Regions from separate parts of the Homo sapiens genome. Here region 2 is linked to region 1. A link is a loop called in an ENCODE intact Hi-C map of the cell type or tissue named here. Cell type or tissue: K562. All regions are shown on one strand. Each heading gives the region's core, and the rest is flanking DNA. Links, peaks and the distances in the headings are about the cores only. Region 1 has its middle 58 kb from the start of CACNG4. Region 2 has its middle 29 kb from the start of APOH.

What was found. Hi-C counts contacts between places; a loop is a spot of excess contacts. Peaks named below come from ENCODE experiments on the same cell type or tissue, not always from the same donor. Only the 100,000 strongest peaks of a DNase experiment are listed, where the experiment ranks them.
Region 2: it touches region 1 in a loop (6-fold over the local background); 13 of 110 quality-filtered maps call a loop at or near these places.

The regions. Positions count from the first base shown.
Region 1 is chr17:66,898,553-66,915,034 of GRCh38, reverse strand. No RefSeq gene overlaps it. Among named protein-coding and RNA genes, the nearest start is that of CACNG4, 58 kb to the left of the region's middle. In K562, for the core only: a CTCF peak has its summit at 8,159 (motif pointing right); a DNase peak (open chromatin) is centred at 8,184; H3K27me3 peaks cover 5,148 bases.
Region 2 is chr17:66,252,191-66,264,431 of GRCh38, reverse strand. No RefSeq gene overlaps it. Among named protein-coding and RNA genes, the nearest start is that of APOH, 29 kb to the right of the region's middle. In K562, for the core only: a CTCF peak has its summit at 9,199 (motif pointing left); a DNase peak (open chromatin) is centred at 9,211.

The DNA.
Region 1 (16,482 bases), core at 3,928-11,927:
CTGTGTCATTATGACACATTCTAAAGTTTGCAAAGCACCATCCTGGACGGCCTCACAGAAGCATCATGGGGTGAAATAACTTGGCCATGGATTCCCTCACTTTTCCATGCACCAAAGGTTTATTGACCACCTGATATCTGCCACGCCCTGGTTTAGGCACTGTGGATATGTCAGTGATCAGAGTAGACAAAAATCCCTGCCCTCGTGAGCTTATGTTCTAGTGAGGGAGATACACAGTGAAGAACACACCAGAATGCTAAGCGTGTCGGGTGTTTGCAGGTGGAGGGAAATAGTCCAGGAAGAGAGGTAGGGGGTGCTTGGCTGGAGTTGCAATGTTCAATGGTCCAGCAAGGGAAGGCCTGGCCAAGAAGGTCAGAAAAGACTGAAGGGGTGACAGGGGTAGCCAAGCAGATATTGATTAGAAGAGAGTTTCAGGTCCAGGTGAGGTGGCCCACACCTATAATCCCAGCACTTTGGGAGTCCAAGGAGGGTAGATCACTTGAGCTCGGGAGTTTGAGACCAACCTGGACAATATAGTGAGAGCCCATCTCTACAAAAAAATACAGAAATTAGCCAGACATAGTGGTGTGCATCTGTAGTCTCAGCTACTTTAGGGAGCTAAGGTGGGGGGATTGCTTGAGCCCGGAGGTTGAGGCTGCAGTGAGCTGTGATCTTGCCACTATACTCCAGCCTGGGCGATAAAGAGAGATCCTGTCTCAAAAAAAAAAAAAAGAGAAAGAAAATAAGAGAGTTTCAGGGGTAGGAAGCAGCTGCCCTGGGGCAGGGAAGCATGCTGGGGGGATCCACGGAGGGGGAAGAAGTGAGAGGTGAGGCCAGGAAAGCACGCAGCCTCTAGTGCAGACCCAGGACTTCGGCCCTGACCTTCTCTTTGCCTCATTTGGAGACAGCCAGCAGCTGAGCCCACTGATGTTGTAAGGCTGCTGTAACCCAGAGGGTGAGAGGGGAGCTATGGAGGGCTCGGATTTCCCGAGATCCTCCTGGCTGCTGGCGGAGACCACAGACCATGTCAATAATTCCAGTGAGAGTTGTCTGTGGCTCGGACGGGGATGGTAGCAATAAAGTGGGTAAGAAGGGATCAGATTCTAGGTGGGTTTTTTGGTTTTGTTTTGTTTTGTTTTGTTTTTGAGATGGAGTCTCACTCTGTCTCCAGGCTGGAGTGCAGTGGCACAATCTCAGCTCACTGCAACCTCCAACTCCCTGGTTCAAGCGATTCTCCTGCCTCAGCCTCCCAAGTAGCTGGGATTACAAGCACATGCCACCATGCCCAGCTGATTTTTATATTTTTAGTAGAGAAAGGGTTTCACCATGTTGGCCAGGATGGTCTCCATCTCCTGACCTTGTGATCCTCCCTCCTCAGCCTCCCAAAGTACTGGGATTACAGGCGTGAGCCACCGCGCCCGGCCCAGTGTTTTATAAAAATTTATTTTAACTGTGGTATAATACACAAGACATAAAATTTATCATCTTAAACATTTTATTTATTTATTTATTTATTTATTTGAGATGGGATCTCACTCTGTCACCCCAGGCTGGAGTGCAGTGGCACGATCTTGGCTCATTGCAACCTCCGTGTCCCAGGTTCAACCTGCCTCAGCCTCCCAAGTAGCTGGGACTACAGGCGTGCTACCACGCCTGGCTAAGTTTTGTATTTTTAGTAGGTGTTTCACCATGTTGGCCGGGTTGGTCTTGAACTCCTGACCTCAAGTGATCCACCTACCTCAGTCTCCCAAAGTGCTGGGATTAGGGGCATGAGCCACCACGCCCAGCCCCATCTTAACCATTTTTCAGTGCAGAGTTCAGTAGTAGCCTTACATACATTCACGCTGCTATGCAACCACCGCCACCTCCCTTCCACAGAACTCTTCATCCTGCAAAACTGTAACCTTGTCTTCGTTAAACACTCACTCTCCGTCTCCCACTCCCCTAGCTCCTGGCAACCCCTCTTCTTCTTTCTGTCTGTAGGAATTTGACTATTCCAAGTACTTCATATAATTGAAGTTGTACAGTATTTTTCCTTTTGTGCCTGGCTTATTTCACCTAGTCTAGTGTCTTCAAGGCCCATCCATGTGGCAGCATGTGGCAGAATTGCCTTCCTTTTAAAGGCTGAACAATATTCCATTGTGTGACTAAGCCACATTCTGTTTATCCATTCATCTATCAGTGGATGTGGATTCTGGATGTATTTTGAAGGTAGAGCCAAGATGATTGGGTTGGGAGAAGGTGGGAAGAAGCAAAGAGCTAAAAAAGATCCTAAGAGGTTTGCTCAGAGCAATGAAGAATGGCACAGTCATTACGAGAATTAGGAAGACTGACGGGGAGTGGCCTTTGGGTGGAGTCAGAAGTTCAGTTCCAGAAGTTAAATGAGTGATGTCTATTAGCTCTTCTGGTGGAGAAGTCAACCAGCCAACTGGGGTTTGGAGCTCAGGGGCTGGGTCTCGGTGGAGATGTATGTTTGGGATGTGTCGGTGTAGACATGTGTGTGGTATGTAAACCATGAGATCAGATGGACTCCCCAAGGAACAAGTACAGAGGAGAGAAAACGTCAAGGAACTGAGCCCTGGAAGCCTTCGATGAGGAGGAGTCAGGGAAGGGGCTGGAGAGTGAGTGTCTGGGAGGGATGTATCCTGAAGGACAGATGAAGGTCGTGCTTCGAGGAGGAGGAATTAATCAACTGTATCTGATGGCAGATAGGTCAAAAAAGACCATCCTGGCCAGGCACAATGGTTCATGCCTGTAATCCCAGCACTTTGAGAGGCTGAGATTGGTGGATCACTTGAGTCCAGAAGTTCAAGACCAGCCTGAGCAACATGGGAAAACCCCATCTCTACCAAAAATACACAAATTAGCCAGGCATGATGGTGGCACCTTGTAGTCCTGGCTACTCAGGAGACTGAGGCGGGAGCATTGGTTGAGCCCAAGAGGTCAAGGGTGCAGTGAACTGTGATTGCGCCACTGCACTCCAGCCTGGGTGACAGAGTGAGCACCTCTCTCACAAAAACAAACAAACAAACAAAAACAAAAACTGTCCTGAGGGCCGGCATTGAATTTAGCAATGTGGGGACTACTGGTGACGCCGATGACAGCAGTTTCAGTGTAGTGGTTGAGGCAAAAGTCTGATGGACAGGTTAAAAAGAGGATGGGTGGGGGGCCAGGCACGGTGGCTCACGCCTGTAATCCCAGCACTTTGGGAGGCCGAGGAGGGCACATCACGAGGCCAGGAGATCGAGACCATCCTGGCTAACACGGTGAAACCCTGTCTCTACTAAAAATACAAAAAATTAGCCGGGCGTGGTGGCGGGTGCCTGTAGTCCCAGCCGCTTGGGAGGCTGAGGCAGGAGAATGGTGTGAACCCGGGAGGCGGAAGTGAGACTCCATCTCAAAAAAAAAAAAAAAAAAAAAAAGAGGATGGGAGGGAAGGAGCCCTAGGCAGTGAATATAAAACTGGGCAGTAGCAGGAGGGTTTGAGGGGGCCAGAAAAGCTTTTATTCTGCTCTGTTCCTTTTTGAGATGGGAAACGAACCATGCAAGAAGAGTCTAGCAGAGGGAAACTCAGCGATACGGGGAAGAGGGAAGGGTGGCTGGGGCCAAGGCCTTGAGTGGGGTCTTGGGATCCAGGAAACAGGAGGGGGACATGGACAGGCCATCCTCAGTGACAGGAGGGATGATGGCACAGGTGACACGGATGTCAGCAGAGAGGTGGCTGCTTCAATTTCCTCAGTGAAGGAACACGAAGATCAGTCTGCTGAGATGGAGAAGGTGTTGGGGGCTTGAGGCCAGAAGAGAAAAGTCCAAGCTAGTGACCAGGTGGCCGGGGGCTGAACAGGCTGAGACACAGAGCCCGACCACCAGCAGCTCTGAGGACCCATTGGCGGCCCCGGCTATGACCGCAAGGTGGTGAGTTCAGCAGGGCTGGAGGTGTGCCCGGTGAGTGTGCAGAGGTGAGAGGCAGAGCCTGGGTACAGGGGCGGGAGTCCAGGCGTGGACCACTGCGTGCAAACCACACAAGAGCTGCACGGAGCTGGGGTGAGAAACTGGAGCTCCTTGCTCCCAGACCTGAGTTCTTTTTCCGAGACACCATGAAGCTGCCTTACTAAAGCTCTGGGACAGTCAAACCCACTCTTCACCCACTGGTGTCCACAGGTGGGCGTGAGGCACATGTAACAGTTTGAGCATCCTTGGTGGCCTCTGCCCCGTGACAGCCCGGGTGCAAGCATCTAGATTCTGGGAACTTGCAGCTTAGCAAGGGGGTGCCAAGGGCTGTCCCAGCTCTAACAAAGGGCCTGACACACACGGGTTGCACGTTAGTGTAATCCATATCTGTTGAATGAATAATGAATGAACCGATTTTTGGCCTCAAAATTTCCATTTAATGGTTTTCAATCTTTTGTATCTGTAGCAGTTTTAAATAATTAAATTTTGGGCAATTTAATATTAAATTCCTGTCCAGGTGCAGTGGCTCACACCTGTAATCCTAGCACTTTGGGAGGCCGAGGTGGGTGGATCACCTGAGGTCAGGAGTGCGAGACCAGCCTGCTAAAAATACAAAAATTAGCCAGGCATGGTGGCACATGCCTGTAATCCCAGCTACTCAGGAGGCTGAGGCAGGAGAATCGCTTGAACCAGGGAGGTGTAGGTTGCAGTGAGCCAAGATCGCACCACTGCACTCCAGCCTGGGAGGCAGAGCAAGATTCCGTCAAAAAAAAAAAAAAATTAAATTCCCACTTGAAGAAGTTAAAAATGTGAAACTAAATACGTGAGCACCATTCACAACATAATCCCCAGTGCTGTAGAGCTGTCTCCCAGTGTCACTAAAAGTTTCCGCAATTATCATCATTCATTTTTGTCGCCCTCAATGCTGTGATAGAAGTCTACCCCTCCCTGCTCTCATACTGCAACGTTAACCCCTTTCTCAGGGGTCAGGATCTAAAAGTTAACATCTAAGGAGAAAATGCAGCTTGATGAGATTTACCCTTGAACATAATTGAATGTGTCTAATAAGTGCAAAATTCCTGCTTTGCACACGCCATTCTCTGCCCTGAGATGCATGTTCAGTATGCTCTGAAATGTGCGGCACACAATTAAACATTATTATGCAAAGTAAGAGTTACAGTATTTTTGACAGTGAAAGGGCAAAGGGTTGGAATCCACTTAAATTCTCAAATCAGGCAATTCCCTTGTAAATTTATAAAGCAAAGGTCTTGTATATCTGGGCTAACTCACCATTCCTCTGTCCCCGCCAACCTGACCCAAGACCCACTCACCTCAATTATCTGCTCAGTCTGGGCAGAGGTGGTGGAGGGGAGATGAACACCTAACCCCAGGTCATTGGAGGGAACCTCTTTAGGTTGCATGAATCCAAAACAATTGCTTCATCTAAAATTCTGGAGCCACACACCCTGAGTTGAAAAAAGAGACTATCACTTAAGCTCAAACATCAATGACTGCTGAGGGTGGGGTGTGGAGCCCAGTCCCCATGTCTCTGCATTATAGATGCTATTTGTATGAATGATCTAAAGCAGAAGAGACTCCCAGGAAGTGGACCTCAGACTCCAAAGGGACAGTGACCAGCTGTCAGAGTCTCAGAGTTCACGTGGACAAGCTGCCCCCACAGACAGAGCATAACCCTGCATCTCAAATGTGCACAGATGACTGTTTTCACAGTTGGGTAGAAGCTGTTGTGATGAATAAACTACACATTTATTCCACAGTCCAATGAAATCCAATAGTAAATTTTAGTGGGTTTGTGTGTTCTCAAGCAGCACCTACTAACCATATAATCGCTTGGATGTGGGCCTTGTAAGAACAAGGTCTGCACCTTCTAAGTTCAGAAAGCTCAAAAGCTCTGGTCCAGATGTTGTAGCAAAGCAATCTCTTAACCAGGCCTTTCACCCTTTTCCCCACCAGGAAGTCAAGGCCACTGTCCCTTTAGGGTCTGTGTTTCCAGCTGAGAGCTTCAGCAGACAGAAGAGCAGATGAAGCTGGGGAGAAGTGGAAATCTCATTATCCAGGCTGCCAGCATGCTGATTTCCACTGTCTCCCATGGAGGGGTCCCAGGGAAGGTGGGAAGGACCCACTCTTGGTCCGGATGGTGTCCCCATGCTCAGAAAACAACTTGGCTTTCTTCAGTCTTGGGAATCCCAGCTTGAGCTTCCCAATTTCTTACATTGTGTCTGCTCTTCCTGATCTCATTTCCAATCAGGTTTTATAAGCAGATCCTTAGGATTTGGAAATGTATAGTCTGGGCTAAAAATGGCAATTGGCAAGTGACTGATTAGGGACATTTGGCACTGGCAGCGTGTTGGTGAGTTACATCTGCCTGCTATGAAATCCCATCCTGGTCCTGGTCACCGTCTGGTCAGCCTCCTCCAGCCGCCATCCAGTCTCAAGTCTCCAAGTGGATCAGAAAAAGACCTGTTTCTCCAGAATGATGAGGAATTAGGCCGTGAGATGAATTCTGGAGAACAATTGCACATGGTAACTTCTCTGAAAATTCTACTTTGGGAGGTTATGTTTGTATAATCACTTCTCCATTACTTCCCCCTTGACTACTAAATCATGATGCACAAACTTAGTAAGAAGTACTCAGAGTCATACGTATAACTCAGATTTGTTGTGAAGTAGCTTTCAAAGGATGAAACATAGTTGTATGAAAGGAGGATTTTGGCTGGGTGCGGTGGCTTATGTCTGTAATCCCAGCACTTTGGGAGGCTGAGGCAGGCTGATCACTTGAGGTTGGGAGTTCAAGACCAGCCTGGCCAACATAGTGAAACCCCATCTCTACCAAAAAACACAAAAATTAGCCAGGCATGGTGGCATGCACCTGTAGTCCCAGCTACTCAAGAGGCTGAAGTGGGAAAGTTGCTTCAACCCGGGAAGCAGAGGTTGCAGTGAGCCAAGATCATGCCACTGCACTCCAGCCTGGGCAACCAAGACCCTGTCTAAAAAAAAAAAAAGGGAAAAAAAAAGAAAATGGCTGGGTGCAGTGGCTCATGCCTGTAATCCTAGCACTTTGGGTGGCAGGTGGATCACCTGAGGTGGGTGAATCACCTGAGGTCAGGAGTTCAAGACCAGTGAAACCCCATCTCTACTAAAAATACAAAAATTAGCTGGGCATGGTGGTGTGCGCCTACAGTCCCAGCTACTCGGGAGGCTACAGGAGAATCATTTGAACCCAGGAAGCGGAGGTGACACCACTGTACTCCAGCCTGGGTAACAGAGAGACTCCGTCCAGAAAAAAAAAAAAGGAGGATTTTATTGCATTTAACGGATGACACTGGCCTCCCCAGGTGCAGAGAAAGAGCACTGGAGTGGGAATCAGGAGACCCCATTTCTCTTCAGGTTTATCATTCCTTGTGTGATCCTTTAATACTCAATTAACCACTCTGGGCCCGAGGGGGAGTGAGGGGTGGGAGTTGGTTTATGGTCACCAGGGCCATTTTCCAGTCTTCCTTGTCAACTCCGTGCCTGGACAAGAAAACATGCATAGTCTTGAGTTTTTGGAGTCCCCAGGGCATTGCACCCCAGAACTTTAGGGACCCAGGAGCATGACCTTAAATAATAACCAATCTCCCAATGAGAAAATTATTCTCCTCTCAGTGTCTTTCAGGCCCTTTAATTAACGCAAGCCTCAGTCTTGCTTTTTTATCTCTCATACCCCAGCCACACTTTCTGATCTCCCCCTTGTAACAAACACAGAGCCAGGCCTGAGGTCCAGAAGAAATCAAACCATGTGATTTGGTGTTGCGTGGATTAGTCTTATGGCTATCTTCTACTTTTTTGGTGCATGATATTGGATTTCCATTTACTGTAGGAGGTGGCAAAAGATTTTTCTTTTAAATGAAATGTATCTTAGCAAACAAGTTGATTTACAGGAAAAAGGTTGATATTAAGATCACAAGTGATACCTAGATGTTGCAAAAAATATGGCATGTGCAGGCATAGATCTACGTGAAGTTTAGATATTTTTATTTATTTATTTAGGGGATGTTTACTGATTTATGGCTTAAGAACACTCATCGTACTGCCTCTGAATTGCAGGGGGTTATGCAAGGAATTGTATCTCTCTTGTGTATCTGCGGATGTGGAATACACCCCGAGTTTTGAGTTTCTGCCGGCTCAATCCCTGCAATTGCTGGATCTGGACACCAGAGGGAGCGTCTCCCTTTGCGTCTGAGGAGGCGACCTTGACCATGGCTCCGTGCCACATTTCACATGCATGTGAATTAAGCCGCCATTTTCTGAACCTAATCACAACCCTTATTGTTAATGGAGTCCACAAATGTCCCCTGCCATTCATGTCTCAACCCAAATGTCACGTCTTCAGGCCTCCCCTGAGTCTCCTCCACCTGATCCCATTGCATCTTCATCATTGCACTACGCCTGTGATGGGTGTGTGTTCTGTGGTTCTTGCATTCCATCCTCTCATCCCCACGCCAGAAGATAAGCTCCTCAAGGGCCGGGGCTCTGCCTAGAACAGCCTCTGGCATGCAGTAGCCACTCAATAAATATCACTCAATGGCGGAGTGAGTGACCCTTCAACGAAAACTCAGTTGCAGGCGGCACGCAAATTGTGCCAGGACGGAAATTAGGTCAGACAAATCTTATTCCAAATCTGAGGATCCTTCACATGTTGGCCTCCTGGTTTGGGGCAAGTTATTTGGATTCTCCAAGACTCTGTGTTCTCATGTAAGCAGTTGGGGAAAATAGCCACTGTTTCATCAGGCCGTTCTCTACCTGGTAGAGAAAGACATTAGGCCCTTGTGAACTGGTCTGTCTGGATTGGGAGAAGTTTGGAGTTGACCGTTTTTGTTGTTGTTGTTGTTGTTTTCTTTGAGACAGAGTCTCACTCTGTCGCCCAGGCTGGAGTGCAATGGTGCGATCTTGACTCACTGCAACCTCCGCCTCCTGGGTTCAAACCATTCTCTTGCCTCAGCTTCCCAAGTAGCTGGGATTACAGGCAACTGCCACCATCCCTGGCTAATTTTTGTATTTTTAGTAGAGACGGGGTTTCACCATGCTGGCCAGGCTGGTCTCGAACTCCCGACCTTAGGTGATCTGCCTGCCTCGCCCTCCCAAAGCGCTGGGATTACAGGTGTGAGCCACCACACCTGGCAGGAGTTGACTGTTTTTATGAAAAACCGTGCTCATCACCCCTGCCCCCTTTAAAAAATGCCAAGTAACGGGCACAACAGTTATCGCCTGCATTTTCACCCCAACCATAGCCTCCACCCCTTATGTTCTTCCACTCTCCTGCTTGCTATCCTGGGCTCCTCTTAGTTTCTCAAGCCCACCTCAGAGCCTTTCCCATGACAGTCCCATGAAATCCTCTGTCCAAGACCTTTCCTTGGGGAGCCCTCACTCATTCATCCAGGACTGGGCTTAAGCATCATTTCCTCAGGGAAGCCTTCCCTGACCACAGACCCCACTGGTCAGCAAACCCTTTAGGTCCCCTGTTCAAATTCGTATTTATTTACTCAATGTCTAGCATTCCCATTATTTGTTGAGTGATAACGTGCTGGTGGAAAATATCTCAACGTTGACGTGGTTTGGCTTTTAGCCATGGACAGGCTCCAGGGCGCCAAGATGGGCTGCATCAGAACAGCGGGGGAGTTTGCTCTGCCCCAGAATATGCCAGAACCTGCCAGAGCCTGCATCTGTGCACTGAGGGTTTCCATGCCAACCAGCTGGGCCCTAGTGAGGGGCACTTGATTCCCTAAATGGCCCCCCAAGTCAATGACAGGTGTGCCTCTCTGAAGTCGGGAAACTTGTTTTGAAGTCATGGCTGGTGAATTCATAGAGCTGGATCTTTACTGTTTAGAAATTCATTCTCAAAGGCAGAAAGACTACAGGAAGTGAGCAGCACATTCCCAGATCCAGGGGCAAGAGCTGAAAAAATGGGAACTCTGCCAGCAGTAACTTGCTATCAGCGAGTCCTCTCCCACAGTCCCAGACACAGGGGCTCAAACCCTGTGCCCGGGGCCTGCCCCCTCCTGGCCTCTCCTTCTGTCATGGCCCTTCTCTGACCCCTTCCTTGTTCTTAGATTGTACTGGCACTAAGCGAAAGCTTTTGGAGGCGATTGCTAGATTCTCCACATTTTTCTTCTCCTTAGCTAGAGAAGGTGAAATTTCCTAATGATCTACAATGTTCTCTGGCTACAGCCATGCCTCTGTACATGTTTGTAGCTTAATTATCAGCCAGAGCCTCCTGATGGCAATGTCCTCCCGGTGGGACACACCTGCTCTGCATTCAGAAGCTTGGCATTTGGGGTGTGTGTGTGTGTGTGTGTGTGTGTGTGTGTGTGTGTGTATTGCAGCTATCTTTTTTTTTCCCTAAAAATTTTCTGTCCAGGTAAGTGTGTTTGAACTGCAGTGGGTTTTTGGTGTTTCTTCTTTTAAAAAAATCGATTTAATTTTAATTATCTTTGGTTAATTTTAATCATCTTTGGGGCTTCTGTTAGTCCTCTGGCACTGCTGCAACACAGTACCATAGTCTGGGTGGTATCTAAACAACAGACATTGTTTCTCGCAGTTTTGGAGGCTGGAAGTCTGAGATCAGGGTGCCTACGTGGTCCGGGGCTGCTAAGGGCCCTCTTTCGGGCTAAAGACGGCTGGCTTCTCTTTGTATTCCCACTTGATGGAAAGAGGGGTCCATCTTTGGGGTCGCTTTAATAAGGGCAGTAACCCCATTCGTGACCCAGTTGCCTGCTAAAGGCTCCATCTCCTAACACTGTCACACCAGGGGTTAGGATTTCAACACAGGAATATTGCAGGGACATTCACATTCAGTCCATTGCAGGCTCCTCTCCCAGAGGAAATCCCCTTCTCTCATAGAGCACGTACCAATGACTTCAACCAAGAAGCAATGTAGGAATGGCCTCTCTTTCTGTCAAGGCGTCTATGTGTGGGTCCATGCCGGCCGACTTGCATCCCTCCCCTCTGCCCTCACTGCTGCCCCCAGGAGCTGGGCCAAGATTGTCCCGGGGATGATTCCCCCTCTCCCCAGACTCCCTAGGGTGTGGCCTCTGAGCCTGGCCATGAATGCTGCCATTGCCTCCCTCTGCCTTTTGAGGACACCAGGAATCGGCGGGCGGGGCTTCTGTGTTCTGAGTGGGCAGAGGCAGGTGACGCTGCTTCATGCCATCCCTGCCCTCTGCTCCACGCCTGCCAGCTCCAGAACCTTTCCTGACTCCCCTCCACCATCCATCTATCCACCCTATGGCCTCTGCTTAGTCTCTGCTCTTGCTCAGTTCTTTGAGTCAAAGCGTCCTGCTGGATTCTGGATTTCCTTTCCAGCTTCCCATTCTGCAGCCTGAAAGCCTTGATGTGATTAGGCTTTATGTCCCCACTCAAATCTCATCTTGAATTGTAATCCCCATAATCCTCACCTGTCAAGGGAGAGACCAGGTGGAGGCAATTGAATCATGGGGGTGGTTTCCCCCATGCTGTTCTCTGATAGTGAGTGAATTCTCGCGAGATATGATGGTTTTATAAGGGGCTCTTCCCCCTCGCTCGGCACTTCTCCTTTCTGCCCGCCTTGTGAAGAAGGTGCCTTGCTTCCCCTTTGCCTTCCACCATGACTGTAGGTTTCCTGAGGCCTCCCCAGCCATGCTGAACTGTGAGTCAATTAGACCTCTTTCCTTTATAAATTACCTAGTCTCGGGCAGTTCTTTATAGCAGTATGAAAACAGGCTAATACACCCACCCTGCTCCAACTGCATCTCCATCTTCATCTCGAGTTCCCAGCCCCAGCATGTTGCTTCTTAATAATTTGCCGATTACACAAACTGTTAGTCCTTGGCTTGGTCTGTGATGAAAGAAACTCCTCTGTTGAGACACAGACCTTTCAAGAACTGTGAAGGTATTAGCTGACATTTACTTTACTCTTACTCTGTGCTGGGCACTGGCTAAGAATCTTATAGGGCTGTCTTCCTTGAATCCTCTTGCAGCTCATAAAGTTGATTCTTATTATCCTTTTGTTAAGTTAGGAGGAAGAGAGAGGTGAGGTGAGTAGCTGGGACCCCAGAGCTAGCACATGGCAGAGCCTTAAACCAAGTCCAGTCCTCTGACTTCAGAGCTTCCAAAATTAACTGAGAGATGTGCTGTGTCCTGAGAGCTGAACTTCTCCACGTGGCTTCGGTCAGTTTCTCACACCTGTGTTTGGACGGATCTGCTTTGAGATTGCCTACACTATGCTACGTTACAATACACGATGAGGTGCAGGGTTGATGCAGACAAAGCAGAGGGCTGGTCTCCATCTTCACAGTCTCGTGTGGGTTGAGAATTAGCAGGTCCTGGCCTTAGGGGGCTGCCCTCCAGCCCCCTGGCCCCACCTGGGCTCCCGAGTGGCCCCGACTCCTGTCCCAGCCCAGCCTCTCTCCCTACTCCTTCCACCATCTGTACTACTGCTCAGCAGACTTTTCTCAGAAATGAAGCTGGCTTGCCTGACCTCTGCCTGAAATGTCTTTTGGCTCCCTATTGCCTGTTGGATGAGGTTCACAATCCTTCGTCTGGAGTTCAAGGGTCTTTTGTCTCTGGCCCCAACATATGTCTCTGGTCTTTAAGCTCCAGCCTTAGGGAACTTTGCATTCCCAAACACGCCAAGTTTCCCTAAACCTGTGTGGCACGGCATAGTGTCCCCTCCCACCTGGGAAACTCCCATTCATCTTTTCCCTTTGCGAAGAGTCCCATCAGTCTTGCTGGTCACTCCCTCCTTTGGTCCACTGTGAGTCTCAGTACCGACCTCCATTGTGGCCCTTGAATGGTAGCGATGCATTGTTGTGGATTCTGGTGGGGATGAATGTGTTAGGCTGTGTAGGAGAATGTCCTTTTGCAGGAAACACACACTAAAGAATTTAAGGATAATGGGGCACCAAGCTGGCAACTTACTAGCCCAGAACCACGGTTCCCAAGCCATGTTTCGAGGTGCCCCAGGGCACTACAGTAAACTCTCAGAAATGCCATAGGATACTTTATTTTATTATTTTATTTTATTTTATTTTATTTTGAGACAGAGTCTTGCTCTGTCGCCCAGGCTGGAGTGCAGTGGTGCAATCTCAGCTCTCACTGCAACCTCCGCCTCCTGGGTTTGAGCGATTCTCCTGCTTCAGCCTCCAGAGTAGCTGGGATTACAGGCACACACCACCATGCCCGGCTAATTTTTGTATATTTAGTAGAGACGGGGTTTCACCATGTTGGCCAGGATGGTCTCGATCTCCTGACCTCATGATCCACCCACCTCGGCCTCCCAAAGTGCTGGGATTACAGGCATGAGCCACTGTGCCCGGCCAGAATACCTTAAATGTTTGACGGAAACACAGCAACATCTACCAGCCTACCACTATTCAGCCTCCCTGAGAATGGCCTCTCCAAAACCTGACAAAGAAGTGGCCATTCTCAAGTCATTTAATCAGGGCAGACTGCATAGAGGGGAATGTGTGATGTGGTTGTTTCATGGCTTTGGAGCAGAGGGAACGCACAGGGGCCAGAAGAATAACAACATGAATATTCACGACTTCCAGATTTGTGTCCAAAAAAGGAAGATGAAAGAGTGGCTTCTGGAGGGGGGTGGGCAGATGCTACATGTGGATGTTATTGCCGGAAACGATCCCTGTGACCCTACACTGGGGCCTGGGGCCTTCCACACAGCAGAGCCTGTGCAGCTCCTGGGTGGAATGAGGACCGAGGCACAGAATCCTAACTACAGATGCTCCTTGTCTTACTATGGGATTACGTCCCAATAAACCTGTTGTAAGTTGAAAATATCATATATTGAAATGCATTTTTATTATTTATCCTTTTAATAAATCATTAATTAGAGACAGGGTCTCACTATGTTGCCCAGGCTGGTCTTGAACTCCTGAGCTCAAGTGATCCTCCTGCCACGGCCTCCCAAAGTGCTGGGATTACAGACGTGAGCCACCATGCCCTGCTGAAAATGCATTTAATACACCTAATTCGCTGAGCATCATTGTTTAGCCTAGCCTGCCTTAAACATGCTCAGAGCACTTACATTAGCCTACAGATGGGCAACATCATCTAATACAAAGCCTGTGTTATGATTAAGTGCTGAATATCTCATGTGGGAGTATTGCACTGTGCATCCCTAGCGGGGGAAAAGATCAAAATTCAAAATTCCAAGTATGGTTTTGACTGAATGTGTATCACTTTCACAGCACCGTCGTAAAGCAGAGAAATCATAAGTGAACCAACGCAAGTCGGGGCCTGTTTGTACTTGATAAATAGAATTGTTGGGTGCTTTTGGCCTAGGAGTGCTGTGAAGAAGTTTCTGAGACCTGAGGGTGCCATTTACCATAAAAGCCTGGGAGCCCTCCTTTACAAAGGAGTTCTTTGTTCTGGACTCGCAACTTTTCTGTAAGTTTGTTTCTATAGGATTGTTTCAGAATTAAATAGGAAGCACTGGAGGCTGATTTCTAGTCCTTTTGGAGGTTCTTTGTAGATAGAAGTTTCTTCTGCCTTCCAGGGCAGCCACAGTTGCCAAGCATGGTGGGTGGACAGCTAAGGCTTAGGAGGCAGGCTCCTGAAACTATCCTCACCGGCCACCTTATTATAGGTTCTTCTCCATTTCCACCAGCAGATGGGAGTTATCCTAAAGAAAATGTGTGCTACACAATGTCCAAACTATGTATGGAATCGCTTGTCCCATTCTGTTCCAGGAAAATATGTTAAAGAAGAGGAAAATAATAAATTGGCCATAAGAGGGCAGAATTGTTAGCTTTTTTCCCTGATAAAATTGGGTAAGCATATGAATTTGGGGGAAAAAAATGACTCTTCGCAGGTGCAAGTTCTATGTTCAATGGTCAAAGGTATAATTTGGTAAAGGGGTAAATGTAAAGTATTGACTTCTGGCTCCCCAAACCAATTTTCCATGCACAGGCTGGTGAAGACAGCTTAGGCACTACTGACCTGCAGATCACCTGTGCATTGGAGATTACAGGTTTAGGACATTTTCTTAACAAACAAAATGAGCAAATACACGAAGCCCACGTCAAGAAACATAATAGTCCCTGGCATTTGGTGCTGGAGTTTTTAATCAATTCTGGAAATTATACTTTAAAGAGACATTGCAATCTGGAGGTTCTACAGAAGACAGTGAGCAGGATGATGAAACATCCCTGAAGCACATCACCCACAGGAGGGAAAAGAGGGAGGGGACATGGTTGGCCACTCAGTGAGGACAGGTAACTACTCTCAGGGGCTAAGTTGAAAAGCAGGGTCTATTTGGTGTGGTTCCTAAGGGCAGAGCAAAATCAGTAGATTGAAGTGACTTGAAGCAGACAGAATTGCATGCAGGAAAGGTCAGCTGCTTGGAGCTGTCTGATTCCAGAACCACTTCTGCGTGGAAAAGTCAACATGACATTGGGAACATCAAGCACAGGCTGCCTGAGATGCCGGCACAGGGCGGCATCTGCCTGGCATGTGAAATCCGTGCAGGTTGAGTTGCCGCCGTTGAAGGCTGGGGAGCACCACCTACTCAGCCTCCCCTACTCAGCCTCCTCTTCTCAGCCTCCTCTTCACCTCCTCCTCACACTCTTCCCTCCAGGGACCCCATGAATGTCCCAGGGTCCCTCGGAGCCTCGTGTGAAAAACATTGAATCCCAGCCCCACCACTCATTAGCTGTGTAACCTTGGACAAGTGATCTCTTTAATCCTGTGAGATGGGGACCCATGATTGATGTGCTTAGGTGCAGTCATGTTCACAAAAGGCCTGACCTGGTGCCTGGCACTGCATGAGCTGCCCAACCTTACCCCTCATCAGCAGAGCCGGGATGAGGAACTATAACCCAGCCTGAGTCCTTTCCTCACTCCTTGGCCAAAAGAAGGGGAGAGTGGCCCTCGGGCAGGCAAAAACTAAAGTTGTTCCTTATGACATGCTCCTGCGGCTGCCTGCAATTTCTCTCAACTTAGGCTCACCTGCAAGCAATCCTGGGCGACATCATCCGCACTTATACAATTATAGTGATAATATGTTGCAGGTTGGATTCTTCAGAAAGCGGGCAAGGAGAAAGAGCTGGCAGGGGATTGGGGATGTCCTGGAGCCAGGCACTTGGGAAAGGAAGGGTGGGAGGAGCGATGGGTGGAGGGCGGGGGGATCCCGGCTGCAGAGCAGGCCCCACTCCTAGGGTGTGCTGGAGGCAGACCAGCCCTTCAGAGTTATCCTGAGTTGCCTGAGATTGCCACGACTTTGTTTCCAGCCCACTGGTCCCTGGATATGGACTGCCCAGGGCAGGGCATGACCAAGGGCGAGGTGGCGCTCTGCAGCTGAGGCAGCTCCCAGGGTAAGGGCTGATGGCTGAGGGTCACCTGAGGACAGTCCTCCCAGTAGCCCAGAGTGACATGGCCTTGACAGCAGGGACATCCGGGTGGGCTCACAGCATCCACCGCATGGTGATCACGGGAGTCATCGACAGCAGAATCATGGCTTCTCTGCTCCCTGGACAGCTT
Region 2 (12,241 bases), core at 4,242-12,241, 650 kb after region 1:
AGAGTTCATCCATGCTATAACATGTATCAGACAGAGCAGCAATTTGAGCCCATTTCTAATAGATTTCTAAATCCTTGCTCCTTCCACTTCCCATTTGCCTCCAAATATTGGAATGGCTGGGAGGTAAAAGAGAAATTAAGCATATTTTGTTTGGTCAAAGAGTTAGAAATGAGATGTTCAGTGGAGGTTTCAGAGAGGCAAAGTCCAACCTCAGAGACTGGAGAAAAACTTCTCATATTTGGAGCTGACTCAAAATGAAACAGGGCTGTCTCATTAGGGAGTGTTACCTGCCTCTGGATGTGACCAAGCATCGTTCAGATAACCAGGTGCCAAGGCTGATTTATTCTAGTCCCCAGGATTTTTGGTGGGAGAGGGGAGGTGATGTAATAGAAATAACTATTTTCTTTTCTTTCTTTTTTCTTTCTTTCTTTCTTTCTTTCTTTCTTTCTTTCTTTCTTTCTTTTTCTTTCTTTCTTTCTTTCTTTTTCTTCCTTCCTTCCTTCTTTCCTTCTTTCTTTCCTTTCCTTCCTTCCTTTTTCTTTTCTTTCTTTCTTTTTTTTTTTTGAGACAGAGCCTCACTCCATCACCCAGGCTGGAGTGCAGTGGAATGATCTCGGCTCACTGCAACCTCTGCCTCCTGGGTTCAAGCGATTCTCTTGCCTCAGCCTCCCTAGCAGCTGGGATTACAGGTGTGTGCCACCATGCCTGGATAATGTTTTTGTTTTGTATTTTTAGTAGAGACAGGGTTTCAGCATGTTGGCCAGACTGGTCTCGAACTCCTGACCTCAAGTGATCCACCCACCTTGGCTTCCCAAAGTCCTGGGATTACAGGGATGAGCCACCATGCCCAGCCAAAATAACTGTTTTCAACTGGAAAGCATTTAAAACGTATATTCGGCTGGGCTCAGTGTCTAATGCCTGTAATCCCAACACTTTGGGAGGCCGAGGCAGGCGGATCACGAGGTCAAGAGATCGAGACCATCCTGGCTAACATGGTGAAATCCCGTCTCTACTAAAAATACAAAAATTAGCTGGGCATGGTAGCGCATGCCTGTAGTCCCAGCTACTCAGGAGGCTGAGACAGGAGAATCGCTTGAACCCGATAGGCGGAGGTTGCAGTGAGCCGAGATCACGCCACTGCACTCCAGCCTGGGTGACAGAGCGAGATTCCATCTCAAGAAAAACAAAACAACAACAACAACAAATGTATATTCCTGGGCGACCCTGCAGAGTCTAATTTATTGATATTGGAGAGGACCCAGGGATATATTTCAGAAAAGCCCTTGGAGACCTGGAGATGTACTCCAGGGTGAGTAGCCAGTGGATGAGATGCTAGCCAACCCCCACCCCAACACCAGATCTATTCCATTCGGGGGCTGGATAATCATTCTCAGCCAAGGAGTTTAAGTTTCAACTCATTTATCAAAAGGACAAGGTCTGCACTAAAATGGGCTCTAATGACTGTCCAAATCCTCTGGGGAACAGAGGTCAGTGGTAGGTGGCTGTGTCTTGGTAATGATTCAAGTACTGAAGAGAAATATTAAATGGTGAGCAGTCCAGCCCATTTGCATCATGAAACATTGCCAGGCTTGGGAAGTAGTAATAAAAATTGTTTCCGTGTCTGTGGAAGTAATGGGTCCCACTCAGCACCCCTCTGGGTCCCACCCAGCATGTGTACCAGCCTTGAGCTCTAGGTGAACACCTGCCCCTTCTCCATCCCTGCCCCCAGCACTCCCTGGTCCCTACCTGTCCCAGCACTTAGTTACCAGGGTGTGGAGGTGGATTGGGAGGAGAAGAGGAGAGGCACATCAGTGGGCAGCAGACATATGGCACTAGATCAGATTAATGACACAGGACTCATCTGGGGATCTTGTTAAAATGTAGATTTTGGCCAGATGCGGTGGCTCGTGCCTGTACTCCCAGCATTTTGGGAGGGTGAGGTGGGTGGATTGCTTGAGGTCAGGAGTTTGAGACTAGCCTGGCCAACACAGTGAAACCCTGTCTACTAAAAATACAAAAAATAGCCTGGTGTCATGGCACAAACCTGTAATCACAGCTACTCAGGAGGCTGAGGCAAGAGAATCAATTGAACTCGGGAGGCAGAGGTTGCAGTGAGCAGAGATGGCACCATTGCACTCCAGCCTGCGCAACACAGCAAGACTCTGTCTCAAAAAATTAAAAAAAAAAAAGAAAAAGAACATGCAGATTTTCCTTCAGTGTCGGGCATGGCGGTGGGACTGGAGACTGCATTTCTTTTCTTTTTTTTGAGACAGAGTCTCACTCTGTCACCCAGGCTGGAATGCAGTGGCACAATCTTGGCTCACTGCAACCTCTGCCTTCCAGGTTCAAGTGAGTCTCCTACCTCAGCCTCTGGAGTAGCTGGGACTACAGGTGCCCGCCACCACACCTGGCTAATTTTTTGTATTTTTAGTAGAGATGGGGTTTCACCGTGTTAGCCAGGATGGTCTCGATCTCCTGACCTCGTGATCCACCTGCTTCGGCTTCCCAAAGTGCTGAGATTACAGGCGTGAGTCACTGCGCCGAGCCTGGAGACTGCATTTCTTACCAGCTCTGAGGTGATGGATGATACTTGCTTCTGCTGCTGATGTCCCTGTTCCAGAGACCACACCTTTAATGGCAAGGGTGAGGGGATTCTGGAATCCGAATACCTGAGTCTAAATCCTAGCTCTACCCCATAACAACTGCATGACCCTGGGCAAAATACTTAACCTCTGAGAGCCTCAGTTTCTGAATCTGAGAAAGGGGGAAATAATAGGACTTAGCGAATTGTGAGAATCACATAAGATAAGGTATAGAAAGCACTTAGCACGATGCCTGGCACATAGTAGGAACTGTACACTAAGATTAATAAGCAGATTGGGCCTCGTGCGGTGGCTCATGGCTGTAATCCCAGCACTATGGGAGGCCAAGGTGGGTGGATCACCTGAGGTCAGGAGTTTGAGACCAGCCTGGCCAACATGGTGAAACCCCATCTCTACTAAAAGTACAAAAATTTGCCAGGTGTGGTAGTGGTTGCCTGTAATCACAGCTACTCTGGAGGCTGAGGCAAGATAATCGCTTGAGCTTGGGAGGTGGAGGTTGCAGTGAGCCAAGATTGTGCCACTGCACTCCAGCCTGGGAGACAGAGTGAGACTCCATCTCAAAAAAAAAAAAAAAAAAAGAGCAGATTGGGCCTGGTGAAGTGGCTCACACCTGTAATCTCAGCACTTTGGGAAGCCAAGGAGGCAGGATCACTCGAGGCCAAGAATTCAAGTCCAGCCTGGGTAATATAGGAACACCCCATCTCTTAAAAAAAAACAAATTTAGCCAGGTGTGATGGTGCATACCTGTAGTCCCAGCCACTCCAGAGGTTGAGATGGGAGGATTGGCATGAGCCCAGGAGTTTAAGGTTGCAGTGAGCTATGGCTGTGCCATTATACTCCAGCCTGGGTGACACAGTGAGACATTCTCTCTAAAATAAAAAATAAAGCAGATTGAAGAAAGCGGGCTTCTAGTAGAAACAGAGACAGGAAAAAAGGCAGAAAGTAACTTCCAGATCAAGAACTGAGCTGGCCTCTGGGCATGGCTGTCTCTTCTACTGCTTTTTTGTTCAACCACCTCATGTGTTAGCCCACATGGAAAATGCTTCTGCTTTGTAATCTGCACTTTTTATGGGGCTTGTTCAGATGGTGCTGGTATAAAGGCTGAAACCCACATTGCTGGTGGGAACTACCTATGGGGTTTCCTTGAATTTGGTGCCACCGCACCTGCTCAGCGACCGTGCCTTGATGTGCTTTAGATCAGCCATCCCTAAATTGCTATCCTGTCGCTTCAGTCCAAGCAGAAAGAAGCGAGTAATGAGTCCATCCTGATGAACAATTCAGGGAGGAACATTCTTTTCTTCCCCTGGTGAGACTTCATTGACTACCCAGGCAAGAAGCAGCAGGAGCTCTGAATTACCGTGATCTTGTTAGCAGCTATGGCTTGCCATTGGTGGAGCAGGTACATCTTGTGCTGAAGGATGCTGGTAGGGCAGAACACTCATGAAAGTCTACTGGCCTGATTTTTTTTTTTTTTTTTTTTTTTTTTTTTTGCCAATTCAAGAGAATTGTCTGTACAACTCTTAGTCTTAGTCTTATTTCTCCTGGACATTCAAGACTCTAATAGTAGGCTAACTCATTTTTTATTTGTAACTAACTATCAAAGCCTGGTATAACTCAGTGAGAAAAAAAAAATCCTGGTTAGAAATGTTGCAAACAAACAAAAAAAATCTTCTCTAATATGTGACCAATCCCACAGTAGCCACAATGGCTTAGAAGGCATTTGAAGTCTCTTCTACAGCAGTCTCATGGGGCCTTTTTTATTGTATCAGAAGGATGAAAGATGGGTCAGCTCCTCCAGGATTCTTATCTTTTATTTCAGGAGTCTTCAGTTAAACCTGAGCTTCAGACCTTTTCCATGTAATTGGATCCAAGTCAGGACCTCAGTCTCTGTTTCCCACCTTTGAGTTTAGGAGAGCAAGCTCTAGGGCTGCATGAAACAAGAGGTCCTTTTACCAATAAAAAAGAGAGGCCAGGTGCAGTGGCTCATGCCTGTAATCCCAGCACTTTGGGAAGCTGAGGAGGGCAGACCACCTGAGGTCAGGAGTTCGAGACCAGCCCGGCCAGCATGGCAAAAATCCCATCTCTACTAAAAATACAAAAAGTGGCTAGGTGTGGTGGCACACGCCTGTAGATCTAGCTACTCAGGAGGCTGAGGCAGGAGAATCTCTTGAACCTGGGAGGTGGAGGTTGCAGTGAGCCGAGATCACTGCCACTGCACTCCAGCCTGGGCGACACAGCAAAACTCCATCACAAAACAAAACAAAAAACACACACACACAATAAAGATGGGACAAAAAGAAGTGTCTTGGTCTGTTCCTGCTGCTATAACACAAATACCTTGAATAGGTTCATTTATAAACAGCAGGAATTCATTTTTCACAGTTCTGGAGGCTGGGAAGTTCAAGATCAAGGCACCTGCAGATTCAGTGTCTGGTGACGGCTGGTCTCTGATTCCAACATGGAGTCTTGTCACTGAATCCTCACGTGGCAGAAGGCATGAATTCTTACTACATCCTTTCATGGCAGAAAGGCTAATACTGGCTGAACTTTCTTCCTCAAACCCTTTTATAAGGGCATTCATCACTTCATAAAGGTCCTGCCTCTTAATACTGTTGAATTGGGGATTAAGTTTTGACATGCCTTTTTTTTTTTTTTTTTTGAGACAGATCCTCACTCTGTCACCCAGGCTTGAGTGCAGAGGCGCGATCTCTGCTCTCTGCAACTTCTACCTCCCAGGTTCAAGTGATTCTCCTGCTTCAGCCACCCGAGTAGCTGGGATTACAGGCAACTGCCAGCTAATTTTTTTGTATTTTTAGTAGAGATGGGGTTTCACCATGTTGGCCAGGCTGGTCTAGAACTCCTGACCTCAGGTGATCCACCTGCCTCAGCCTCCTAAAGTGCTGGGATTACAGGCGTGAACAACTGCGCCTGACCTATGCCTTTTTTTTTTTTTTTTTGAGACAGAGCCTTGGTCTGTCACCCAGGCTGGAACGCAGTGGCGCAGTCTTGGCTCACTGCAACCTCCACCTCCGGGGTTCAAGTACTTCTCCTGCCTCAGCCTCCTGAGCAGCTGGGATTATTGGTACCCGCCACCATGACCGACTAATTTTTGTATTTTTAGTAGAGACGGGGTTTCACCATGTTGGCCAGTCTGGTCTCAGACACCTGACCTCAGGTGATCCGCCCGCCTCAGCCTCCCAAAGTGCTGGGATTACAAGCATGAGCCACCTCACCGGGCCTTGACATGCATTTTGGAGGCACACAAACATTCAGCCATATCAGGAAGGTTCAGCAGTCCGAGTCCAAATTGGTTTCAGGCAATAGCAGCCCTGATGAATGTAATATTCCAGATGGATCAGTTGCACAGGTAACCTATAGCTTGTGTCTTGAGTCAACACATTTCTCATTTTAACCATTTCTCATGCAGATCTTTTTGAAATGCACTTCACACACTTTAATATGGAAAATTCAATCTATTTTCCATGGATTTTGTAATCATCATTACGATATTCTTTATTCTAGTTACAAGCTCAGGAATTGTTGAAGTGTAGACCCATACACAAAACAGCCTCAGACCCTCAACTTTTATAACTAATCTTTATTGCTTTTTTAATTACAAAGTGATACGGTCTTAAGTTTTTTTTAAGTTATGCATTTTTTTGTGTAGTTTTTACTATCTCCTTCTAGACTATTCGCCTGGCATGTTGTCACTTTTGTCTCTCTTTAATGTATTTCTAGCAGCATCCCTCTCATTTATAATCATTCATCTAGATTTTGGCTGGAAAACTGCACAATCAGGCTAATTACAATTGTGTGTGAAGAATACCCTTAAGACAAACGCTTAGCCAACCAATATGACTGTTAGGATAGAAGGATAGAACTTACCAGTGGATTTGGCATGAAGTTTACACTGTGGAATCAGATAGGCCCAAGTGTAAAGTGCCTCTTATTGGTATTGGGAGCTTCAACAAATGACCTTATCATCCTCAGTTTCCTCGGTGTACCTTCAGTTTCCTTAATGTAAAATTTAAAAAACAAGGCTGGGCACAGTAGGTCATGCCTATAATCCTAGCATCTTTTGGCCGAGGCAGGTGGATCACCTGAGGCCAGGAGTTCGAGACCAGCCTGGCCAACTAGGCGAAACCCCCATCTCTACTAAAAATACAAACATGACAGACGTGGTGGTGCACATCTGTAATCCCAGCTACTGGGGAGGCTGAGACACAACAATCGCTTAAACCCGGGAGGCAGAAGTTGTGGTGAGCCAAGATCACACCACTATACTCCAGCCTGGGTGACAGAGTGAGACTCTGTCTCTAGATAAATAAATAAATAAATAATAAACAAAACAAAACAGAACACCTAACTTGCATGGCTATTGTGAGGATTAAAGGGAATAGGATGTAAAACACTCATGACAGTGTTTGGCTCGTGATGGTGACTCGAGGAACACTAGTTTCCTCTCTCATGCATCCCTCCCATGTATCAGGATATTGTGGCAGAATGTGTCTAGGACAATAGTTCTCAAACTTGAACTTGCATCAGAATCTCCTAGAGGACTTGTTAAAATATAGATTGCTGAGCTGGGTGTGGTGGCTCATGCCTGTAATCCCAGCACTTTGGGAGGCCGAGGCTGGCGGATCACGAGCTCAAGAGATCGAGACCATCCTGGCCAACATGGTGAAACCCCGTCGCTACTAAAAATACAAAAATTAGCTGGGCATGGTGGCGCATGCCTGTAGTCCCAGCTACTTGGGAGGCTGAGGCAGGAGAATCTCTTGAACCCAGCAGGCAGAGGTTGCAGTGAGCCGAGATCGAGTCACTGCACTCCAGCCTGGTGACAGAGCAAGACTCCATCTCAAAAAATATATCTATATCTATATCTATATATAGATATAGATAGATAGATAGATAGATAGATAGATAGATAGATAGATAGATATAGATTGCTGGGCCACAACCCCAGAATGTCTACTTTAGGAGGAGCAGGTTGGGTCCTGAAAAATGTTTCATAAAAAATTTCCAGGTTATACTAGTGATGGTGATGCTGCTGGTCTGGGGGCCATACATCGAGAACCATCAGTCTAGGAGGTAGATATACTTGCATCCAAATTCCTGCTTGGCCCCTTGGCAGTTGTGTTAATTTGGGCAAGTTATTTAACTTTTCTGAGCCACAGTTTCCTAATCTGAAACAGGGGCACGATAACTTTTGCCTGATAAAATGTTGTAACGTGATATGGCAGTTGGGAAAGATCTAGTACTTAATAAATCTTTTTTTTTTCTTTTTCTTTTTTTTTTTAGATGGAGTCTCGCTTTGTCACTCAGGCTGGAGTGAAGTGGCATGATCTTGGTTCACTGCAACCACTGCCTCCCAGGTTCAAGCAATCCTCCTGCCTCAGCCTCCGGAGTAGCTGGGATTACAGGTGCCTGCCACCATGCCCGGCTAATTTTGTGTGTGTTTTTAGTAGAGACGGGATTAAGTCACGTTGGCCAGGCTGGTCTCAAACTCCTGGTCTCAAGTGATCCACACACCTTGGCCTCCAAAAATGCTGGGATTACAGGCGTGAGCCACCGCGCCTAGCCAATAAATCTTCATTAATCTCAATGTTGCCTTCTTTGTGGCAGAGTCTCTTCCTGTTTAGCTTAAGGACTTGTAGTGTTCCAAGGAACTACAGCGACTAGATGATACTGCCCCTAAAATTATGTACATCTTATCTTAGAACCTTTAAAATAAGACATCTGTCATTTCTCAAGAAGGACAATAATAAGATCTGTAGTAGGTAGCAAATTTTGATCCTGAGCAGGTAGCTTAGGACGCCAATTTCATTAACTTCCCACCGGTTTATCTTCTGGGGCAATGAAGGATTAATTTAAAAAGTACTACATCCTGAAGACTGAAAAGAGTTTTACGGAAGAGCATATACAAGTTCATGAGTACCTTCTCTATTGGGTATATGTGGGCTGTGGGCTGTGGGTTGAGAGCAGCTACCCAGAGGCATAAAAGCATTCTCATAAGTTGCAAAGCAGGTACAACGCTAATTGAATTTGTTCTGCTCAGATGACATACTCTCCAGGAAAGAAAAAAAAAATGTTTTCCTGCTGTGAAATTGGTTTGCTGGTGTTCTGACAAATGAAAGCCTTATAGTAAAGGCATCAACTTTAATTATTCATTTCTATTTGCTTAAAGACATATTCTTATGTGACATACATATGCTCATACATTTCCTTGTTGTAACAACATGAACTAAATAAGTCACTTTCACACATAAATGAAACTCCATGAATTATTATTGCTAACGCACGTTCTCTATATTATTCAGCTGGAGAAAAAGTAATGTTTGTGTAATGGGGAAGAATTACAGAGCGAAAGATGAGGATCTTTTTAGTGTTTTTTTCAGGTAGACAGGAAAAAAGGCAAAGGCTACCATCTGCTATTACTGATGATATTACTGAGGAATTGATACATTTCTATCTATAGAGATTTATTAATGTACAACTGGTTCTACAACTTTATTTGTTCAGTCTACATAACCAAAATGAGGCTTCAAGTCCGGAAGTTCCCTGTTACCCAAGGCAAACGTATTAGGGTCTGTTCTGCCATCTGGTGTTCTTTGAAGGAAACATCCACAGAGGCATTATGAGATAAATAGCCAGTGTTGCCTATGTTGGTGGTGGGTGTTACAACCTCGATGAAAAGCAATTCCAGAATCTCTGCCAAATTCCAATAGGAGATAATTTGAGAATATATATTAAGAAGAAAAATATACATACCCTTGGAGTACCAATTTCACTTTTATGAATTCATCTTTTGGATATATTTATACATGTGCACAAAGAAATGTATATAAAAATATTCCTAGCAGTACTGTTGGTAATAGCAGAAGATTGGAAACAAGCTAAACATCCATGAGTAGGGTACCAGTTAAATAAATTGTGACATATTCCTACAATGGATATAGTATAGCATGTTGTTGTTTGAAAAAAAAGTCAAATCTATATTTACAGATATGAAATGATCACCAAGACACACACACACACACACACACACACACACACACACACATATATATGTGTATATATATATATTTTGTTTTGTTTTGTTTTGTTTTGTTTTAGATAGAGTCTCACTCTGTCACCCAGGCTGGAGTGCACTGGTGTGATCTTGGCTCACTGCATCCTCCGCCACCCTGGTTCAAGTGATTCTCCTGGCTCAGCCTCCCAAGTAGCTGGGACTACAGATGCATGCCACCACACCCGGGTAATTTTTGTATTTTTGGTAGAGACAGAGTTTCGCCATGTTGGCTAGGCTGGTCTCGAACTCCTGACTTCAGGTGATCTGCCCGCCTCAGCCTCCCAAAGTGCTGGGATTACAGGCATGAGCCACCACACCTGGCACCAAAACATTGTTAAGTGAAATAAACATGATCAAGAACAATGTGTATCGGTAGGGTGTGGTGGCTCACACCTGTAGTTCCAGCACTTTGGGAGGCCAAGGGGGGCGAATAATCTGAGGTCAGGAGTTCGAGACCGGCTTGGCACCAACATGGCAAAACCCCGTCTCCACCAGAAATACAAAAATTAGCCAGTCATGGTGCATGCGCCTGTAGTCTCAACTACCCTGGAGGTTGATGCAGGAGAATCACTTGAACCCAGGAGGCAGAGGTTTCAGTGAGTCAAGATCATGCCACTGCACTCCAGCCTCGGCAACAGAGCAAGACTATCTCAAAGAGAGAGAGAGAAAAAAAGTAACAACATGTGTAATATGCTGAAATTTGTATAAAAATGTTCATAATGCATAGGATATTTCTAGAAGGTTTAATCAAAAATAAAATTTTGAAGGCCTCCCCACAACCATAGGAATGGACTTCCTCCTTGGCCAGGACACCTAAAATTTAGCCTGAAAGACTTGTTCAGGCCATGATGGGGAAGTGGGGGTCAGATATGCCTCATTATACCCCTCCAGCATTAACATCAATGCAGACTTTTAAGTCTGATATGAAACATTTACAATCTAGTCTCACTGAAGCCTGTTACTGCTACTTGGAGGCTTCATCTGCAGGATAAAACTTTGGTCTCCACAACCCTTTATCTTTTTTTTCTTTTTGAGACGTAATCTTGCTCTGTCACCCAGGCTGGAGTGTAGTGGCGCAATCTCGGCTTACTGCAACCTCCGCCTCCTGGGTTCAAGCGATTCTGCTGCCTCAGCCTCTGAAGTAGCTGGGATTACAGGCGCCCATCACCATGCCTGGCTAATTTTTGTATCTTTTAGTAGAGACAGGGTTTTGCCATGTTGGCCATGTTGGTCTTGAACTCCTGATCTCAGGTGATCCACCTGCCTCGGCCTCCCAAGGTGTTGGGATTACAGGCACGAGCCATCATGCCCGGCTTCACAATCCCTTATCTTAATCACAGTATAATTAAATCTACCTATGACCTGGAAGCACCCCCTAATCTGCCACTGCTTCAACTTGTCCCACCCTTCCAGATCAAACCAATGTTAATCTTACATGTATTGATTGATGTATTGTGTCTCCCTAAAATGTATAAAAGCAAGCTGCACCCCCAACCCCATCCCCTGCTGACCACCTTGGGCACATGTCATCAGGACCTCTGAGGCTGTGTCAGTTGCATCCTTAACCTTGGCAAAAATAAACTTTCTAAATTTGTTGAGATTTGACTCAGATACTTTTTGGTTTACCAAGGATACTCAAGAAAGTGGTTGGCCGGGTGTGGTGGCTCACACCTGTCATCCCAGCACTTTGGGAGGCTGAGGTGGGCGGATCATGAGGTCAGGAGATCGAGACCATCCTGGCTAACAAGGTGAAACCCCTCTCTACTAAAAATACAAAAAAATTAGCCAGGCGTGGTGGCGGGTGCCTGTAGTCCCAGCTACTCGGGAGGCTGAGGCCGGAGAATGGCGTGAACCCAGGAGGCGGAGCTTGCAGTGAGCCGAGATTGTGCCACTGCACTCCAGCCTGGGTGACAGAGCGAGACTCCGTCTCAAAAAAAAAAAAAAAAGAGTGGCAACCGTGATTGACTTTGAGGGCAAGAACCAAGGTGATCACCAGTGAGAAGGTAACTTCTCTCTCACTATTTACATATTGTACTGTAGAAATACTTTTCTTTTTTCTTTTTTTCTTTTTTGAGACAGAGTCTCACTCTTGTTTCCCAGTCTGGAGTGCAGTGGCATGACCTCTACTCACTGCAATCTCCGTCTCTTGGGTTCAAGTGATTCTTCTGCATCAGCCTCCCAAGTAGCTGGGATTACAGGCTCCTGCCACCACACCCGGCTAATTTTTTTGTATTCTTAGTAGAGATGGGGTTTCATCGTGTTGGCCAGGCTGGTCTCAAACCTGTGACTTCAGGTGATCCACCTGCCTCAGCCTCCCAAAGTGCTGGGATTACAGGCATGAGCCATCGCACCCAGCCTAGAAATACTTTTTAACATGTGCTTGTATTACCAAACCCTAATATGTATGCTTGGATGACAATGAACTAAGCTGACTTGAAGCCTCATTTTGGTTTTATAGACTAAATAAATTGTACAACATTGTGTGTGTGTGTGTGTTTGTCTTTTACAGAGTTTCACTCTTGTTGTCCAGGCTGGAGTGCAATGGCATGATCTCAGCTCATTGCAA